Regions from separate parts of the Homo sapiens genome. Here regions 2 and 3 are each linked to region 1. Evidence: chromatin contacts called from ENCODE Hi-C or POLR2A ChIA-PET data. All regions are on one chromosome and are shown on one strand. Each heading gives the region's core, a stretch centred on a gene start or an enhancer-like site at or near the end of the contact. The rest is flanking DNA. Distances are from core to core; before and after follow the strand shown. Region 1 has its middle 88 kb from the start of ATF7IP2. Region 2 holds the start of CARHSP1 (calcium regulated heat stable protein 1). Region 3 overlaps LOC105371082 (a long non-coding RNA gene).

Region 1 (3,718 bases), core at 881-3,380:
CTGGAGTGCAATGGTACGATCTCGGCTTACTGCAACCTCTGCCTCCCAGGTATAAGCGATTCTTCTGCCTCAGCCTCCAGAATAGCTGGGATTACAGGTGCCTGCCACCATACCCAGCTAACTTTTTTTGTATTTTTAGTAGAGATGGGGTTTCATCATGATGGCCAGGCTGTTCTTGAACTCCTGACCTCAGGTGATCTGCCTGCCTCGGCCTCCCAAAGTGCTGGGATTACAGGCGTGAGCCACTGCGCCTGGCCAATAATTTCAATAGAGAATTCATTCATTTCATACATGCTGGAGAAGCATGTACGAAAATACAGCCATTGTGCTGGGCCCTGGAGATACGAAGATGCAATACATCCAAAAAGGTCTTCATATTGGAGCCCCAAGTAGTGAAACTAGGGAAAGGAGGAAGAAGGAGATAGGCCAGGAGGAAGAGAATGAAGAAGAGAGTACTGTTACCAGCGCTCTCTCCTATCACTTTCATGGTTATAGCCCCAGCACTTTGTTTTGTTTTGTTTTTGAGATAGGGTCTTTCTCTGTCACCCAGGCTGGAGTGCACTGGTGCGATCTCAGCTCACTGCAGCCTCGACCTCCCAGTCTCAGGTGATCCTCCCACCCCAGCCTCTCAAGTAGCTGGGACCACAGGTGTGTGCCACCACTCCTGGCTAACTTTTTTTGTTTGCTGGTTTATTTTTTTGTAGAGACAGAGTTTCGCCATGTTGCCCAGACTGGTTGTGAACTCTTGGTCTCAAGCAATTGGCCATGCCTCAGCTTTCCAAAATGCTGGGATTATAGGCATGAACCACTGTGCCAGGTCTTGCCACAGCATTTTGGCTAGTGGCTGGCACATAGATGCTCAGTAAACTTGTTCAACAAATGAGTAACAGAGAAGGAAGAAATAGTGAATAATCTGATATGTCAGACGGAATGGTCATTCCACCAGCAATGTAAGGAAGAAACAGAGACAGGTTAGAGGAAGGCAGTGGCAATGTCAAGTAGAATTGTGGGGACGGAGGGCATGCAGAACTCAACCTCTGGGAGGAGAAATAGAAAAGAGAAGCTATAACTTCTCATTCTTAGGCTGCCCTTTCTTTTGTGACAGCCTCTATCTTGCACCTGCCACTCATTGGTACTTTGCTACATAAAGAAAGGTTTTATGCTGTTCTAGTGATTAGAAAGTTCATGATAATTATAATAATTTCCTTTGGTTCTCTTGAAATTAGTCTAGATATGAGATTTCATTTGGTGTACCTTTTATTCAACTATACCGAGCTGGCTTTGATGATGCAAAACACAAAATAGTTAATTATCAATTATAACAGGACATTTACATAATTACCAAGCAGACCCAAATTGAGTTCATCCTTTTAGAATGAACTTCAAAAGCTGGCTTTGAGTTTCCTCATGATTTTCTTTACTTCCCCAGTTTCCTCACAATAAAATTGTGTTACCCTTATAATGGCATTTTGAAAAAAATAGACCGAAAAAATAAATCAATGATATATTTAACTTTTTCTGTTCTAATCACTCTAAGAGTTTTGGGACAATTGAGTATCACCAATTGAAGAAAAAAAAAAAGAAAAAAGAAAAAACAAAAAAAAGAATTTCCCCTGTTACCACAAAAGAAAAGAGACCATATCCTCCTCCTCTTAGAGTATTCCTGAGAGAAACCTAGTGGTCGTAAATTCTTACTTTAATCTTTTGGTGTGTCTATAAATCTCTTCAGAGGCAAGTAAGCCTCTTGCCAGATTTACAACCCAGAAACATTTTTTTCAAAGGTCTTGGATTTATCCCCTTTGAAATGCAAATGTCTGAGGCAACTATATCTTGGTCACCCAGTCACTGTGGGCGCCTTTCTCTGAACTAGCGGAGGTGGTCATGAGAAAGGAGACCACTCCTCATGTTGTCTTATACTTAATTTCTTGTTTGCTGAAAAGGTAGAAGTTAAAAGAATAAGCAGAAGTGAAATTCATAGTCAGACAGCCCAGCGTCACATTTCGGGCCTGGTAGTTAAAATTCAACCCCTGACCTCACTGCTTGAGTTATCTATAGATTCTAGACACTGTATGAGGAAGCGTTGTGAAACTCCCTGTTCTGTTCTGTTTCGTTGTGATTACTGGTGCATGCAGCCGTCAGTCACCTACCCCTCGCTTGCCCAATCGGTCACGACCCCCTCTTCATGCAGTCCCTTTAGAGGTGTGAGCCCTTAAAAGGGACAGGAATTACTTATTCAGGGAGCTCAGTTTCTAGGACTTGAGTCTGCCGATGCTCCCAGAAGAATAAAGCTCTTTCCTTCCACAATCCGGTGTCTGAGAGGTTGTGTCTATGACTCCTCCTGCTACAGTTAAAGAAATTTTACTAACTTTCCAGTCCACTTCAAGCCCAATTTTTTCACCATTGTTGGGAGTCAGAAACCGATACCCCAAAATAGGGCACTCTGATGGGCCGAACTGAGGAAGACCTAAGGTCTCTCTGACCTCACCCACCTACTTCTCATCGCTCAGTCCTCCGTGTCTCCCAAAACACAGGATGAAGTTGTTCTCTGAAGTTCCCTTATCTACCTAAAGCCCGGACCTGAAAAAGAAGAAAACAATGACCCCGGTCCCTGAGTTTTCATTAGCTGAACTCACATCGCAGGAAGACTGACTGAAGTCTGCCAACACACCTGAACAGACTTGTCACAAATCATTTTCTGCTCTGCAGACCCAACAGACTTTGTTCTGAGCCACTGTGTGTTCTCTAAGCCCATTGAATTCCCCTAAAAATCCTTTGTGGCTGGGAGCTGTGGCTCACGCCTGTAATCCCAGCACTTTGGGAGGCCGAGGCGGGTGGATCACCTGAGGTCAGGAGTTGGAGACCAGCCTGCCCAACACGGCATAACCCCGTCTCTACTAAAAATACAAAAATTAGCTGGGCATGGTGGTGGGCACCTGTAATCTCAGCTATTCGGGAGGCTGAGGCAGGAGAATTGCTTGAACCCAGGAGGCGGAGGTTGTAGTAGGTGGAGATTGCGCCAGTGCACTCCAGCCTGGGCGACAAGAGCAAAACTCTGTCTCAAAATAATAATGATAATAAAAATAAAAATCCTTTGCTATTCTCCTAAAATCATTCACACTTTTCCATGATCCTCTCCCCTAAGAAGTCGGATATAGAAGAATCTGTATCCCTTTGGGATATTAGGCCATCACTCTGCGATCCTCCCCAGCACATGCTAATAAACGTGTATGCCTTTTCTTCTATCATTTACATTTTGTCAGTTGATTTTCAGGGAACTTTCAGAGGGCGAAGGTTTTATTCGAATGGATAATATCCCTTAACTCGTACATGATCTATTGGAATAAAAAAACTTTAGCCCCTAAACATAATGTCAAACTCCCACATAGTCAGTGCCAGCTGGATAGGAATGAGATTCTCTACTTTGCTTCTAGAGGTTGAATTTTTTTTTTTTTTTTTTTTTGGAGACAGAGTCTCACTCTGTTGCCTGGGCTGGAGTGCAGTGGCATGATCTTAGCTCACTGCAACCTCCACCTCCCAGGACCAAGCGATCCTCCCACCTCAGCCTCCTGAGTTGCTGGGGCCAGAGGTGCATGCCACCATGCCCAGCTAATTTTTGTATTTTTTGTAGAGATGGGGTTTTGTCATGTTGCCCAGCCTGGTCTCCAACTCCTGGCTTCAAGTGATCCACCCACTTTGTCCTCCCAAAGTGCTGGAATGA
Region 2 (3,718 bases), core at 864-3,363, 1.4 Mb after region 1:
ATTTTCAAGGTTCCTCTATGTTGTAGCTTGCATCAAGATTTCATTCCTGTTGATGAGTGAATAGTTGTCTACTGTATAGATACACAACATTTTGTTTATCCTTTCATCACTTGATGGACATCTGAGCTGTTTCTCCCTTTTGGCTACTATGAGTAATACTGCTATAAATCTTACTCTGTCACCCAGGCTGGAGTGCAGCAGTGCAGTCACGGATCACAGCAGCCTCGATCTCCTGGGCTCAAGGGATCCTCCCACCTCAGCCTCCCCAGTAGCTGGGACTACAGGTGGGTGCTACTACTCCTGGCTAATTAAAACTTTTTTTTTTTTGGTAAAGAAGGGGTCTTACTATGTTGTCCAGGCTGGTCATAAACTCCTGGGCTTAAGAGATCCTCCTGTCTCGGTCTCCCAAAGTGCTGGGATTACAGGCGTGAGCCACCACGCCCAGCCCAACAAGTAAATCATTATTTATCTATTTATTTATTTTTGAGATGGAGTCTTGCTCTGTCGCCCAGGCAGGCTGGAGTGCAGTGGCACTATCTCGGCTCATTGCAAGCTCCGCCTCCCGGGTTCACGCCATTCTCCTGCCTCAGCCTCCCGAGTAGCTGGGACTACAGGGGCCCGCCACCGCGCCCGGCTAATTTTTAATATTTTTAATAGAGACGGGGTTTCCCCGTGGTCTCGTTCTCCTGACCTCGTGATCCGCCCGCCTCGGCCTCCCAAAGTGCTGGGATTACAGGCGTGAGCCACCGCGCCCGGCCTATTTATTTATTTTTAACTTTTTTTCCCCCCCGAGACGGAGACTCGCTGTCGCCCAGGCTGGAGTGCAGTGGCATGATCCTGGCTCACTGCAACCTCCACCTCCCGGGTTCAAGTGATTCTCCTGCCTCAGTCTCCCAAGTAACTGGGATTACAGGCACCCGCCACCAAGCCCGGCAAATTTTTGTATTTTTCATAGACACGGGGTTTCGCCATGTTGGCCAGGCTGGTCTCCAACTCCTGAGCTCAAGTGATCCTCCTGCCTCGGCCTCCCAAAGAGCTGGAATTACAGGCGTGAGCCACCGCACCCGGCCTCAAGTAAATTTTTGTGTGGACAAACATTTTTATTTCTCTTGGGCGCGCAGACACCTAGGAGTGGAGTTGATGGGTTTTATGGAGACTCCAGGGCTCGTGGTTTGAGGAACCGCCGGGCTTTTTCCACAGCAGCTGCGCGGTTGTTCCCACCAGCCGTCTAGGACGGTTCCTTGCCTGGCTTGGACTAGTTGGTTTCGCTGCTGGGCCTTTTCCCCAGTGGCCCCAATAGGGGCTGCAGAGTGAGGCAGGCACAGTCCTCACCGCCGCCTCCGGGGGCCCTGTTGTCCCGGGCGAGCTCCGGGGACCTCTCTCCTTCCCCGCGCCCCTCAAATACCAAGCTGACCCTGGTCCCGGGATCTAGGCTCGCCTTCAGGGGCTGCTCTCGACTGGCCGTGCCCATGGGCTGGTCGCCTCTCTGTGCCTCAGTTTCCTCTCCTGCAAAACAGAGGTAACATTTTTTACCTCCAAAAACAGAGGACTCAAGGAAGGCTAGAAATGAAACAAGAGAAGAGAACAAAATCAAAATCCCCAACGAGAAAACAAAACCCTGTTTTTCTGGTGTGTGTGTGCGTGTGTATTTTTTCTTTCCCTTTTCCTCCTTTCTGTTTTTTGCTTGTTTTCTTCCGTCTCTCTTTTCATTCCTTTATTTCCTTTCTGCTAAAAGTGACACCCTCCGGGATTATACAGATTTTAGAGCCAAAGGCAGGTGGGAGCCGCACCTGGCGCGCGTGGCGAGGGGAAGGAACTGCACGGGCGCAGGGACACAGTTCCCCCACTTTGCAGGGGCGTTTTCTGCTGGTGGGTGCAGCCCAGCTCCGCCCCGCCCCGCCCCGCCCCGGCCCCTACGTCCCGCGCTCTGCGTTCCGCTCTCCCGCCAGTCTAAGGCGCGGACACAAAGGTCCTGTCCGGGCCACTCCCGCCCCGCCCGCCCCCACCGTCCCGGGCTCCCTCCCGCAGCCCCATTGGCCGGGAGCTCCTGGGGGCGGGGATCGGCGCCCCACCCCCCCTCGGGCCACGCCCCCTCCCCAGCTCCGCGCTCTCAGTCGGAGCGAAGCGGCTGGCGGAGCAGAACGGATTGCAGGGTAGGGAGCTCTTCTCGGGGACCCCAGGATAGGCGCCCCTGGCCCGCGGCCCCGGGAGCCGCAGGGGTGGGGCCTCGGCCTCCTCTGCCTCCATCGTCCCCCATCCTGCAGGGTCTTCTAGCTCGGCAGAGGAGGGCTCCGGGCTGGGTTTCTCGGGGCCTGTTTGGGGAACGCGGGTTGCTCCTCCCCAGGGGAAGGGGTGGGTGTGGCAACAGCGGCAAGGATTCTAGGCGGACGTCGGGTAGTACTTCCCGCCTGGCCACCTGTTCTCTGCGTGCAGGGGAAGCTCTTCCCGCCCTCCCCGCTGCTTTTGCCTTTGGGCGGGAGCCCTGGACGGGGGACTCGCCGGGCGGTGGGGCGAGGCGCGGGGGGCGTCGCACGCGGGAAGCAGAGCCACCCCCCGCCGGGCCTGGCCGCGCCAGCTGTGGCTCGAGGTTGGGACGGCGGCCAGGCCCGGCGGGGGAGGTGGGGAGCCGTCCTGGCGCCGCGCGATTAGCCGCATCTGGGGGAGGAGGAGCCGCCGGGCGCGCTGGGCCCGGGTGTTTGCGCCCGGATGGGGGTGGGGGTGCCTTAGGCGCTGGAGAAAAACTTCACCCGCGCCCACAGGCCCCCTTTCCGCAGGCTGCGCTGGCGGTTCAGGTTTGCAGGCCGGAAGTGAAATGTTCTTTTTTGATTTTTAAAAAGGAAGCCTCCGGCCCTATGGTTTTCTGGGGTTGGAGTGGATGTGTGTGCTGGGGGAGGCGGAGACGTCCCGCTCCAGGCAGGGCCTTGGGTCTTAATAGGTGGGGAAATCTCTGCCAAATAGGAGGCCTCTCGGAGCCTCAGTTTCCCCATCTGCAGACTGGGCTCTGACTTCTTCTGGCATGAGAGGGTGTGTGAGAGTAAAAGGAGGCAGCTAGCCCCGTGCCGGGAGACACGTAAGCTACTGTTTTTTAACTTGCTGTTTTGATATTTCTCAGTCTCTCTGTGCCCAGTCTTGCTTGCCCCTGTCATTTGCTGCCACTCTGAAGCCAGAGGGAACTTAGAAAAACAATCCGCTTAGATCTACCCCACGCTGAAAATCGTCCACCGAAGTCCCATTGTCGTCTAAGTCCCCAACTTCTCAGCAGGGCTTCCTGTTATCTTCCGCCACTACCTTCTCCAGCCTCTCTCTGCCTCTGTTCTCCCTCCCTTCGGGCCTTTGGCCCTCCTCTGGGCTCGGGGTCCTCCTTGGAGACCCCACCGCCCTCTGCACTCCCTGGGTGGCCTCGGTGATGACCGTGAGTTCTCGATGCTGGTCCCTTCAGGGCAAGAAAGAGGCGCAGAGCCCGGCTGGGAGTAGATGTTTTCAATGAGCTGAGCTAGGCCTGGCGTGGGGCCATGGGGTGGGGTTGAGGGTGGTTGACGGTGGGTCCCCTAGGTAGGGGATCGGTCTTTGTTCCACCGAGTGGCAAAGCCAGCGCATTTGGTTTGTGTTCCATCAGCAGGGGCAGGAATGGGAGGGAAGGTGATTTCAGATGGGCCCGTGCCTGACACTTCCACCATCAGCCGCACTATTGTGGACTGAGCCCGCCGTGCGCTTGGCA
Region 3 (3,718 bases), core at 798-3,297, 1.0 Mb before region 1:
AGCTACAACTCTAGGGACAGAAAACAGACCAGTGATTGTCAGGGGCTGGGAGCAGGGGAGGGGATGATGACAAAAGGGTAGCAAGTGGGAATTTTTTGGAGGGATGAAATTATTTTGTGTACTGGTTGTGGTGGTGGTTAGATGACTCTCAGCTGTGTCAAAATTTAGAGAATGGGGGGCTGGGCGCAGTGGCTCACACCTGTAACCCCAGCACTTTGGGAGGCTGAGGTGGGTGGATCACTTGAGGTCAAGAGTTCGAGATTAGCCTGGCCAACATGGCAAAACCCTGTCTCTTCCAAAAAATACAAAACTTAGCCAGGCATGGTGGTGGACACATGTAGTCCCAGCTACTTAGGAGGCTAAGGTGGGAGAATCGCTTGAACCTGGGAGGCGGAGGTAGCAATGAGCTGAGATCATGCCACTACACTCCAGCCCGGTCAACAGAGTGAGTCTCTGCATTAAAAAAAAAAAAAAAAAAAAATATATATATATATATATATATACACACACACATATATATAGAATGGCACATACATACCCAGAACAGAATCCCAGCCCCGTGCAAATGACAACTTGTCACAGGTGGTGGCCCAGCTGGAAAATATTTGTTTCTTCTTCAGGGACTTCAGTCAAGAAAGCCCAGTAGTACCTAAGTTAACTACCAAGGAGAAGAGGGAGTAGAGAATGACTGCTTAATGGATACAGAGTTTCCTTTGGGAATGATGAAAATGTTTTCCAACTAAAGAGAGGTGGTAGTTGCACAACGCTGTAAATGTACTAAGCACCACTGAATTGTTCATTTCAAATTAGTTAATTTTATGTTACGTGAATTTCACTTCCATTTATTAAAAATAGGTTCCAGGCCAGGCTCACGCCTATAATCCCAACATTTTGGGAGGCCAAAGCGGGAGGATCGCTTGAGCCCAGGAGTTCAAGACCAGGCTGGGTAACAGGGAGACCCCCGTCTCTACAAAAAATTAAAAAATTAGCTGGGCATGGTGTTGTGTGCCTGTAGTCCCAGCTACTTGGGAGGCTGAGGTGGTAGGATCACTTGAGCCTAGGAAGTCGAGGCTGCAGTGAGCTGTGATCATGCCACTGCACTGCAGCTTGGATGACAGAGCAAGACCCTGTCTCTAAAAAAAATAAGTAAATAAAAAAGGTTCGACTCCCCCCTCAAAAATAGTATCCAGGGATAACTGTGCCCTAAATCTACCCCCAAGAAATTCAGGCCCTTTGAGAGGTTAAGTAACTTACTCAATGCCTCACAGCCAGGAAGAGGTTGACCCTGAAATCAGCCTGCCTCCAAAGCTCCAGTTCTTTCTACTGGAGACGGGAGAAAATGGGTTAAATATCACTCATCCCTTTCTCTCCAGGGAATTCCTCAGGAATTCCTTTCCCCTGGAGCAGTGTGACTTTATTTACATAAAAACTCTTCCAGGGACAGAAACAAGAAATGCAGACCAGTACCAGTATATTGTTGTACCTGTAACAGACCCTTTTTCTCAAAATAACCGCAATTCTGTGAAAGTGGAAGTGTTCTAGAAAATCGAGACAGAGCATCACTCCACGTGTTTGCACAGAAAGAAACAAACCTTCTGAGCAGTGCGCTGAATCCAAACGCCTGATTTCACAGGGAAGGAAGGAAAAGCGGGGTACATGAGACGTTGAAATGCACCCCCCAGGGCAGTAGGGGCATTTTTTTGAGTGAGTTTGGGATGGGGTTAGGTGGGAGGCAGGGGGATGGACAAAATGAACACCTGCCAAAGCCCCAAAGCAGTTTCTCCAACCCAGAATGCCCTGACCACCAGTGAGGGGTAGTTTCCCAACTGTCCTGGTATGAGGTTTTCTGGGGGGCCTGACCTTCATTCGAAGTTCAATGAAGCACACAGCGCCCCTGCATCAGAGATTGCTTCTGAGGGACTCAAACCTCAGCCTTGCAAAACAGCGACACTTGAGTGAACCCAGCTGGAGACAAAGGAAGTGTGAGTCAGCCCAAGAATTTCTTTTAAAAGGCCGAGTGAAGGAGGCCACAGCTGCTGAACTGGAAGACAGAATTTGCATGAGCCTGGGGCTAGGCTCTGGGCACCAACCTCCGGATGTCCTCAGGGATCTGTGAGCAGAGAGGCCTGGCTGCAAAGGGTCTGGAGGACGGCCCTTCTGCTAAGGTGTCCGCTCCCAAGGCAGAGGGCTTGGGGGAGCTGGAGGAGGCTGGGTTCCAGGAGGGGTGGCCAGGTAAGTCCTTGGGCCAGTAGGGAAGAAGTCCAACTGTGTACAAACGTTACCTCTGAGCCACACCACTACCCTGCCAGGAGGTTTGATGTGGTCCCATTTTACAGAGGGGAAGACTGAGTCTGATTTCTTCACTCAACAAGTGCTCACTGAATGCCTGGGATGCAGCGGTGAACAAAACCAACAAAAGACCCTGCTTTTATGGAGTTTATAATCTGGTGAAGGATGGGGAGAGAGCAAGAGACAATTTCGGGTGCTAAGCACATGCAGATGAAGAAAATAAACCAGGAGGGGTGGGGAGAGGGGCTTATCTGCACAGGCTCCCTCAGCTGAGACCTGAATGACAGAAGGGGCTGGTGGGCTGGGGAAGGGCCACTCCCACCAGAGGGAATGGCGAATGCTAAGGCCCTGCAGCGGGAGCGACCCTGTGTGTATGAGGAACAGAAAGGCCAGTATGGGTGCGCAGTGATGGGGGAGCAGTCAGTGATGCAGTCAAGAGGTCGGTGAGGCAAGATCAGGTAGAGACTCACAGGCCACTTAAAGGAATTTGGATTTTGCTTTAAATGTACCAGGAATGCGCATTTTTGAGGGGAGGGGTGGGGAGAGACAGAGAGAGGAGGCTGGGCACAGTGGCTCACATCTGTAATCTCAGCACTTTAGGATGCCAAAGTGGGAGGATCACTTGAGGTCAGGAAACCAGCCTGGCCAACATGTCAAAACCCCGTCTCTACCAAAAATACAAAAATTAGCCGGGCGTGGTAGTGGGTGGCCTATAAACCCATCTACTTGAGAGGCTGGGGCAGGAGAATCACTTGAGCCCGGGAGGTGGTTGCACTCCAGCCTGCGCAACAGAGGGAGATTCCATCTCAAAAAAAAAAAAAGAGAGAGAGAAAGAGAAAGAGAGAGACATGACCTGATTTTCGTTTTCAGTAGACGCCCCTGGCCGCCGCGTGGAGACTGGGCTGTGGGGGCAGAGGAGTGGAGAGACTAGCCAGGAGGCTGCAGCTGCGGTTTCACTCTACTCCCCACGGCCCGATGAGGGGAGACAAAGACAGAACTCAAGGATGGACTTGGTTTGGGACTTGAGCGACTGGGTCCATGCAGGTGTCCTTGCCTGAGGCAAGGATGGTTTGAGCCAGGGCACCCAGCCGGAGCTGGCTAGACTCCCTTTCTCCCGTGCCGCCCACCCCACAGAAGGCCCGGAGCGTTCATGCTGGCATTCAGGGACCTCCACACCCCTCCCTCCTCTTGCCTCTCCATTTTGACCTCACGCTGCTCCCCATGGCCACAGAGCTCTTGTCTCTCTCTCCTGACATGCCATGCTCAGTCCCAGCTCCAGACCTTTGCTCACGCTGCTCCTGCCTGAGGGCCCTTCCTCCTCCCTTGGCCTGAGTGGAGGCCTGAGAAGGGCTTTATAGAGCAGTGGCTCTCAAGCTAGCACCTGCCTGGATTTGAATTCCAGCACGACCACCTCCTAGCATGTGATCCT

Evidence for each region. Hi-C counts contacts between places; a loop is a spot of excess contacts on that map. ChIA-PET counts read pairs that join two places held with the same protein, here RNA polymerase II (POLR2A). Pooled maps may share reads with other maps.
Region 2: a loop to region 1 is called in a pooled map, with 6 times the contacts of the local background. The contact joins the promoter of CARHSP1 here to the enhancer-like site in region 1. A Hi-C loop is called at or near these places in 2 of 50 pooled maps. POLR2A ChIA-PET finds 5 or more read pairs at or near these places in 2 of 52 experiments (A549 and activated CD4-positive, alpha-beta T cell).
Region 3: a pooled map shows a loop between it and region 1 (8-fold over the local background). The contact joins two enhancer-like sites. A Hi-C loop is called at or near these places in 2 of 37 single-sample maps with no recorded cell type and 5 of 50 pooled maps.

The regions. Positions count from the first base shown.
Region 1 is chr16:10,295,948-10,299,665 of GRCh38, reverse strand. No RefSeq gene overlaps it. Among named protein-coding and RNA genes, the nearest start is that of ATF7IP2, 88 kb to the left of the region's middle. RefSeq lists an enhancer at 1,829-1,878. Within about 2 kb of position 2,130, at least 5 of the 41 ENCODE cell types and tissues checked have a DNase peak (open chromatin) inside an H3K27ac peak, as active enhancers do.
Region 2 is chr16:8,867,401-8,871,118 of GRCh38, reverse strand. CARHSP1 (calcium regulated heat stable protein 1) reads left to right here and starts at 2,113. Exons shown (of 4, transcript NM_014316.4): 1 at 2,113-2,153. It overlaps CARHSP1-DT (CARHSP1 divergent transcript), which reads right to left and starts at 1,838. Exons shown (of 2, transcript NR_186721.1): 1 at 1,791-1,838; 2 at 1,080-1,506. RefSeq lists a silencer at 1,791-2,750 and an enhancer at 2,891-2,950.
Region 3 is chr16:11,326,985-11,330,702 of GRCh38, reverse strand. The region is part of intron 1 of LOC105371082 (a long non-coding RNA gene); the gene reads right to left. Among named protein-coding and RNA genes, the nearest start is that of RMI2, 17 kb to the left of the region's middle. RefSeq lists enhancers at 1,240-2,019, 2,078-2,127, 3,018-3,077, 3,138-3,207, 3,298-3,357. Within about 2 kb of position 2,047, at least 20 of the 41 ENCODE cell types and tissues checked have a DNase peak (open chromatin) inside an H3K27ac peak, as active enhancers do.